3 separate regions of the Mus musculus genome follow, and all the other regions are linked to region 3. A link is a loop called in an ENCODE intact Hi-C map of the cell type or tissue named here. Cell type or tissue: heart. All regions are shown on one strand.

Region 1 (2,500 bases), 400 kb after region 3:
GTTTGCTGCTGTCCAGACTCATAAAAGTGCAACACATTTTCATGTCATTAGCATCCGAATGAGTCAATGTGCTGTTGGTACTGAATACATCACTTCTGAATTGTAATGCCAAAACCAATAAATAAATAAAATGTAAATAAAACTTTGGTTAATTGGGGGAATGTCCCTGTACCATTTAAAACATTTTAAGTACACTGCTAAGTTTTTGAAATCATGTTTAAGCTTTATATTTAATATTTAAGCCACAGATAAATATTATAGGTGAGGAAAAGTTAGAACTCTTGAGTGAGAATGCTTTTGCCAGGGACCATCGCCAAGCTGACACAGAGCTACTGCTGAGTTTAAAATCCACAACGGGAGGAGAGGCCCTTGGTCTAGCGAAGATCATATGCCCCAGTACAGGGGAATGCCAGGGCCAAGAAGGGGAGTAGGTGGGTTTGGGAGCAAGGCGAGGAGAGGGAATTAGGGGGCTTTGGGGATAGCATTTGAAATGTAAATGAAGAAAATATCTAATTAAAAAAAAAATCCACAAGGAACCACAGCAATTTCCTTATCACAGATGGCCAGGGTGTGGGTGGGTTGGAAATGAGAGAGCGGTTGTGCAGGTAGCTATCAGTTACATATTGAAAGGAAGACTACAGATTCTGGAATCTGACAAGCCAGTATTAGCCTCTTGACGCTGCGATTTCCAAGCTGTGTAAACTTTAGGATAAGCTTCTAAACGTCTCCAAGTCTTTTAAGTCTTTTTAGGAGGGAGCTCAGCTCACAGAACCATTTTTATTTATAATTTATAGTATAAATGATGTATGCTTATATATTTTATTATGCACACCCACACCCTAAAACACCAGTGTGCTCAGCACTGAGACTTGGCTGTTGAATTCAGTATTTGTTTTTCTGCTGCCTCCTTACAAATGAGTACTTGTTTGATTTTCGAAGGGATGGTGCCATCTAGTGTAAAACTGAGTTCACTGCATCCCCACACGTTGACTCCACTTCCATAGCAACGTGACTATAGCTGTTCCTTGTTCTTTATTTTACTTTTTTTTTTTACAATTTTTTATTTTATTTACATTTCAAATATTATCCCCTTTCCCTGTTTCCTCTCTGCAAAGCTCCTATCCTCCCTTACTTTGCTTCTATGAGGGTGCTCCCCCACCCACTCCCCACTCCCACCTCACCACCCTAGCATTCCTCTACACTGGGGCATCAAGCCTTCACAGGACCAAGAACCTCTCCTCCCATTGATGCCACATAAGGCCCATTCAGCTCCTTCAGTCCTTCCCCTAACTCCTCCATTGGGGTCCCTGTGCTCAGTTCGATGGTTGGCTGCAAGCTGCCGCATCTGTATTGGTCAGGATCTGGCAGAACCTCTCAGGAGAAAGTTGTATAAGGCTCCTGTCAGCAAACACATCTTAGCATCCGCTATAGTGTCTGGGTTTGGTGTCTGCACGTGGGATAGATCCCCAGGTGGTGCAGTCTCTGAGTGGCCTTCCCTTCAGTCTCTGCTTCACTCTTTGTCCCTGTATTTTCTTTAGACAGGAGCAATTCTGGGTTAAAATTTTGAAGATGGGTAGGTGGCCCCATTTCTCAACCGGTGGGGGGGGCGTGCCTAACCTCTGGATATGGTCTCAACAGGTCCTCCCTCCTCTTTGTGGGGTATTTCAGCTAATGTCCTCCCTGCTGGGTCTTGGGAGCCTCTTGCTTTCCTGACATCTGGGACTTTCTAGTTGCTACCACCAGTTCCACATCCCCCATTGCTACACACCTCTGTTCAATTTCCTGACCCTCTGTATATTTCCTCCATCTCCTCCCATACCTGATTCTTCCCCTCCTTTTCCTCTCCCCCTCTTCTCTTCCTTCCAATTCCCTTCCGCCTTCTACTTCCCTTGATTATTTTGTTCCCCCTTCTAAGTAGGACTGAAGCATCCACTCTTTGGTCTTCCTTCCTCTTGAGCGTCATATGGTCTGTGAGTTGTATCACCTTGTTCTTAATATAATGCACGCAGATAGTCGAGAATGAGGGGATTCCCCGGGGTTTGTGAACTGTGTTGCTTACACACAAAAAAAGAAGCAAACAAAGATTCGGTTAAACAGCTCATTCAACTGCAGTCATTTGCAAAATGTTTAGGAATACGTGTATAAACTAGACTTTTTGAAATAAACAAAACTACCTTTAAACAGATAAACAACCAAACAGCAAGTGCTGAGAATATTTCTAGAGAAGCCCAGGTTTTAACAGCAGATGCCAGTAAACTGACTGCTCAGAATATCACTTCTGCTACTACAGTGGTTGGACAGATCTTCGGTAAAGCCAACAATGAAAGCCAGGTAAAACACAAGATTTTATTTTTATTCACTTTACATACTTCTCCCTCCTGTTCACTCCCATCCACTAATCTTCCCCCTCTATCCCCCTTCTCTGAGTGGGTGATATCCCTGAATATTTCCCCACCCTGGCACATCAGGGGCTAGGCACATCTTTTCCCACTGAGGCCAG
Region 2 (2,500 bases), 450 kb after region 3:
TCTACAACCTCTTCTTTCCAGATTATTCTGGTAATGAGATCTCTGTGTTTCTAGATGTAGATTTTTTTAATAAAAAGTATGCTCAAATTACATCTATAGGCATTGTATGGTTTTTGCACAGATACTATAGGGAACTGTATCCATGTCTAGGACATACGGTATTATAGAAAAGAACATAAAGGAACATAGCAAAAGAACAAATTATAAAGAAAGAAGTCTGTATGAGACCAGAGCACACATCTAAGCTTTCTTCCTGGACACACTTAATTTCTTCCAGCAACAAGTCCCTAAACCATGTGAATAGTCTGCCAGAAGTTACTTGTAAGACTTAGATTGTAGTGTTAGATTATACCACTCCACTTTGCTTTATTTATTTATTTTTCTTCTTCTTCTTGTTAAAGGAGATTACGGGACCCACTGGTTGCTGTGTACTAAGATTCCTGGCACCCAGATTGCAAGCAGATTGAAATGTGTTCAGCGTAAAATACATTTATTCAAACACTTTAGACACAAGGGATGGCTCTTAATAAAGAACAGTGGAAGCATTGTTGAATTCTAGTTGCTCAGACACTAGTCAGGGACCAATGTGTAAGCAGTCTTTTCAAGGGTGAGTCCAAGCCGTGTTTGCTCCTTTGTGACTGAGTCACCTCACTCAGGATGATAATTCTCAAGTTCCATCCATTTAAACACATCCAAAGCAAAAAGAAAACTGAATTTAGGCGAGTGTAGGGTATGGTCAAATCTCTATCCTATAAAAGCCTTCTTGAAGCCTCGGTTTTTACTATCCAAGTTTGTCTTTTGCACCGGTGGGTGTGCCCTCTAAACTCGGATCTTCCTAAATGTTTGGGTAGAGCTTAGCTGGGGAACTGACTCATCCTAGCACTCTTTCGGCAAAGCGTAGGCACTCAATCCTGAATGAATGAATGAATGAACGTGTAGAAAGAAGGCGGAAAAGGGGTTCGTTTTTTCCGAGATGTGACAGACTAGCGCGTAGTCACGACAGCCACAAAGCAACAAGACCCAAACCTTTCTGGACAGATGCCCCACTTCCCCCAGGCTCTCGTAGCAAACCCAGCCCTGCAGACTACGCCCCGCCCACCCAGCAGCCAGACTTAGGAAAGACTGGCTGCCCGGAAAACCGGAAGTGCTGGTAATTCCCTGCGCATGCGTGTCCGCCTCGGCTCGCACTTCCTACACTCGGTCATCCAGTGAGGAAGCCGGGCCGCTCACCCGACGCAGCGGGGTCTTCGCCCGCCCCGCCCCTCACCCACTGCGCATGCGTCCTGACTGGCTTGTGCGCCTGGAGGCGGGGCGCCAGGGCAGTTTTTTTTTTTCTCCCCTTCGCTCCCGCCCCTGCGCTTCCCACCTGCCACGTACGGGACCGTGGCTGTCGCTAGGCTCGTCGGGTGCGTGCGATTGGCCAGCTCTGCGCAGCCTGCAGCTCGGCGAGGCTCGGCGGACGGCGGCGGAGCGGACGGGGTTTGGAAGCCTCCTCTGCGACACCGAGTGAGCCCGCAGCGGCCGGGTCAGCTGAGGTGGACGGCCTCGGCAAGCGGGGTATGTCCGCCGGAGTGAGGCGCGCGTGGCGACTCAAGGAGGAGGTCGGGGGAACCGGGAGGGCCGCAGGGCTTCTGGAACCTCCCAGCGCCGGGTGGGAGGGTGGGGCTGGGGACCGTGGGAAGGGGCTGGGAGGGAGGGCGCAGGGCCCGGGTGAGGCGGACGAGCGGCCCGGCATGGGGGAGGGGCGGCTGGGAGGGAGGGAGGGAGGGGGAGGAGAGGGCGCCCGGCCCGGCCTGACCTGGAGGGCGTTTGGCCCCGCTGATACCCCAAGTCCTGTTCCCTCCGGCCCCAGAGAGTAGAGGGGAGCCTGGGGGTACCTCTTACGGAGGTCGAGAACCAGGGATCGAAGAAGCCTGGGGCGTTTGCTCGGTGCTTCACCCTCTAGAGCAACTTGGAAGGTGGAGGGTGAATCATGGAAGACATAGAAAGGGGGCTTGAGAAAGCCCAAAGCGTTTGTGCCTGATCCCCGGGAGTGGCTTGGACGTTGGAGCGTAGACCTGGAGTTAATCGGTAGATTGAGGACACAGAAAGGAGCCCCATTCGGTCGTACACTCCCGTGCTTAGTGTCCTCTTGGGGCCCTACCCAGTTTTACTGATTACAGTTGCCAACTTTTGTTAAGTTGCCGTCTCTGGGCACGGTAGGGAGAATTGTAGATAGGTAATCTCAAAGATTCTACCAAAGTAGCTTGTTAGGCTCCCTTCGCATGTGCAGAAAGTACGCCGCAGAGAAGAACTTGAGCTCACATAGCTACCAGTGAAAATGGTTACATTCTTGCCATATACACTGCGTGTCATACAGATTTTGAGACCCACTTACAGTTTTAGAATAATCAAGGTTCTTTAAAGAAAGAAAAGAAAAGAGAGAAAGAAAAAATAGAGAAGAAAAAGGAGCCAGTTGGTGGTGGTGCACTCAGGAGTCAGAGGCAGGTGGATTTCTGAG
Region 3 (2,500 bases):
TCAAGGTGAGCCTTAGCTACATAGCAAGTTAAAGTGCAGCCTAGGCTACAAGAGACCCTGTCTGAAAACCGGAAAAGCTCAAAACAAAAATAAATATTTACATAAATGATAATGAATAAAAATTAAATAATAAATACAAAGGTCAAATCGTAGAATACTGCTTAGCACCAACTCTATCTCTTTCCCCAGCCCAGTTAGGAGCAAGGTTCTGAAGTCCTGCTAGCCTAAAACAACCAGGTGCACTTCCTCAAGCCAGTCAGCATGGAGCATCGTTACCCTGGCCACTGCCATGATCTAACCTGAAATTTATGTCCTTTGTGCCACAAGTAGGACCTTTCTACCCCAGACCATTTATGGCACACTACCATAACGTAGGCTTCTCTTTTTTGACTTTGCTTTTGAAGGCCCTATATAAAGAATTTGTAATTATCACTTCTTGGTGTATGCAACCGCAAAGGGTGAGCCATTTTTAGTACGGTGCCCAGGCAAGAATGTAGACTGGTACTGAATGTGCACAAAGTCGGAGGCTTACTCACCTACATTACAGCACAGCACAAAACAAAACAGTAAAATCCTCAAAGCTCATCGAGGCTCCGCCCCTCGACCCAGCCCTTGACCACGCCCCTTCTGCGCGCGCGGCTCGGCCCCGCCTTCTGCACGCTGCGGAGGAGATTGACTGGCAGGAGTCCCTGTGGCCTGCGGTGCACCGTGGAAGAGCCATGTCTAGTAAGTGGCTCGTGGTCTGGTTGTCCAGCTCCCAGCGGGAGCGGGGTCCTCCGTGCGGCGGTGCAGATGAGCCGGCTGGGTCCTTGCGTCCCCCGGTCAGCCATGCCGGTGGCTCTTGTCACCGGTGTCCGCGGCGCGGCGAAGCCCAGGGGCGGCTGGCCGTGCGAGCACAGGCCTCCGCGCGGGGCGTCCTGTGCTGTCGGAGCTGGTCAGCTTGCGGGTTGGGTGGTGGTGTCCAACTCGTGGCTCTGACTTCCTCGCCTCACAAAGCGGTGGATAATCACACCTCACTCCGCAGTTCCTCGTCTGTAAAAGTTTATAGTTGCACTGTCCTGGCATATTCATGTAAATGTTGTTCCCGTAATAGGCCCGTCACTCGAGGTGTTTTCGTGCCCTCCGCCCCGACTTGTTCATCTTCAAAATCATTAATCGCTTTCCGGAGAAGGGGAAGCAACAAGTCTTGCACACGGAGGACCCCAGTGGAGGGGTTTTCCTGCGTAAGCCTGCAGAGGGCGCTTTTGCACCGGCCCCTAACCTGGGTCGGGACCTTGTCCATATTGGGTGGCTTTTGGAAGAAGCTAGAAACAAAACTATAGTTTTATTATCCTTTCCTGCCTCAGGAGCAGAGGCAGTCTAACTTCCTAGGGTTAGGGGAGATATTAGTGAGTTTCTGTGATACTCTGGTGACAGCTCAAGGTCTGTTAACCTGAAAATAATGCCAGGTTTTGGTTTCATTTGTTTTTATACAGATTCTGGCACTGTTCAATTAAGAGGTGTTAGGGGCTAAATGCCTTTTTTTTTTTTTTCTCTCTCATCATATTTAGGATAAGCCAAGGAATGAGCGATCATAGTTTTTATACTTTTAAGGAGAGCTTCGGCCTTCTTCAGAAGCCAGGTTTTGTCAGTGTTGTCGATATACCCCTTTAGATTGCCAGTAGTTGGGTCAATCAAAAACCATGTTCAAATACTGCCTGATATCCTGTTTGAGAATCCTGGCCCTGGGTGAACTTAGTGGGCAGATCTGATGACTTTTTTTTTTTTTTTTTTTTTTCTTTTTTCCCCAGCTTTCCGCCTGGCCCTCATACAGCTTCAAGTTTCTTCCATTAAATCAGATAACCTTACCCGGGCTTGTAGCCTAGTGCGGGAGGCAGCAAAGCAAGGTGCCAACATAGTTTCTCTGCCTGTAAGTATCAGGGCAGCCTGCCCATTCTTCAGGAGCTGTGGATCCACCACAGTACTGCGTGCTGGCAGTGGTCCTCTTATGTCCCACCTCCAGCAATGCCTTTTGGAACCCTAATATTGTTTCGTATTTGTCTCATCTTTCACAAAGACTAGTAGCGACCTTTATCATAAGATGTCAAACGTGGTTACAAGTTTTGAACAAGATCACCTCCCCTGTTCAGACAAGCAGTAAGAAATCCATGGGGGGCTTCCTTAAAGACTCACTCAGGGCCTGTACAATTACTTGGTACCTTACCTAAGTCAGGCTTTTTATTGTCGTGTTTTAGGTCAGACCACATTGCTTTAGTACTGTTCAGTTTTTGAAAAATTGTCTCGAGGTTTGAGTTGAAGGTTGTATCATATTTGGTGGTAAGTACAGCCTCGGAGATCCTGAATGACCAGGGATCAGTTAGCAAAGGGAACACTTTGAGGAGCCAGAGGTCAGTTCCACAGGAGCAGTCTTACTTTGTTGTTTCAAGGCAGGCTTTCTCTGTGTAGCCCTAGTTGTTCTGTCACTTGCTCTGTAGCCCAGGGTGGACTCAAACTCAGAGAT

What was found. Hi-C counts contacts between places; a loop is a spot of excess contacts. Peaks named below come from ENCODE experiments on the same cell type or tissue, not always from the same donor. Only the 100,000 strongest peaks of a DNase experiment are listed, where the experiment ranks them.
Region 1: a loop joins it to region 3, with 6 times the contacts of the local background. A loop is called at or near these places in 11 of 42 quality-filtered maps.
Region 2: it touches region 3 in a loop (2.8-fold over the local background); 3 of 42 quality-filtered maps call a loop at or near these places.

The regions. Positions count from the first base shown.
Region 1 is chr16:56,770,044-56,772,543 of GRCm38, reverse strand. It overlaps Adgrg7 (adhesion G protein-coupled receptor G7), which reads left to right. Exons shown (of 16, transcript NM_172825.3): 5 at 2,185-2,331. Among named protein-coding and RNA genes, the nearest start is that of Adgrg7, 25 kb to the left of the region's middle. In heart, a CTCF peak has its summit at 955 (motif pointing left); no DNase peak of the experiment used is centred here.
Region 2 is chr16:56,716,242-56,718,741 of GRCm38, reverse strand. Tfg (Trk-fused gene) reads left to right here and starts at 1,292. Exons shown (of 8, transcript NM_019678.3): 1 at 1,292-1,557. In heart, no CTCF peak of the experiment used is centred here; a DNase peak (open chromatin) is centred at 1,181; H3K4me3 peaks cover 2,248 bases; H3K27ac peaks cover 2,244 bases.
Region 3 is chr16:57,165,507-57,168,006 of GRCm38, reverse strand. It overlaps Nit2 (nitrilase family, member 2), which reads left to right and starts at 675. Exons shown (of 10, transcript NM_023175.1): 1 at 675-726; 2 at 1,791-1,909. The coding sequence starts at 720. Gm16892 (a long non-coding RNA gene) reads right to left here and starts at 638. Exons shown (of 2, transcript XR_003951893.1): 1 at 537-638. In heart, a CTCF peak has its summit at 1,224 (motif pointing right); DNase peaks (open chromatin) are centred at 656 and 1,216; H3K4me3 peaks cover 1,453 bases; H3K27ac peaks cover 1,194 bases.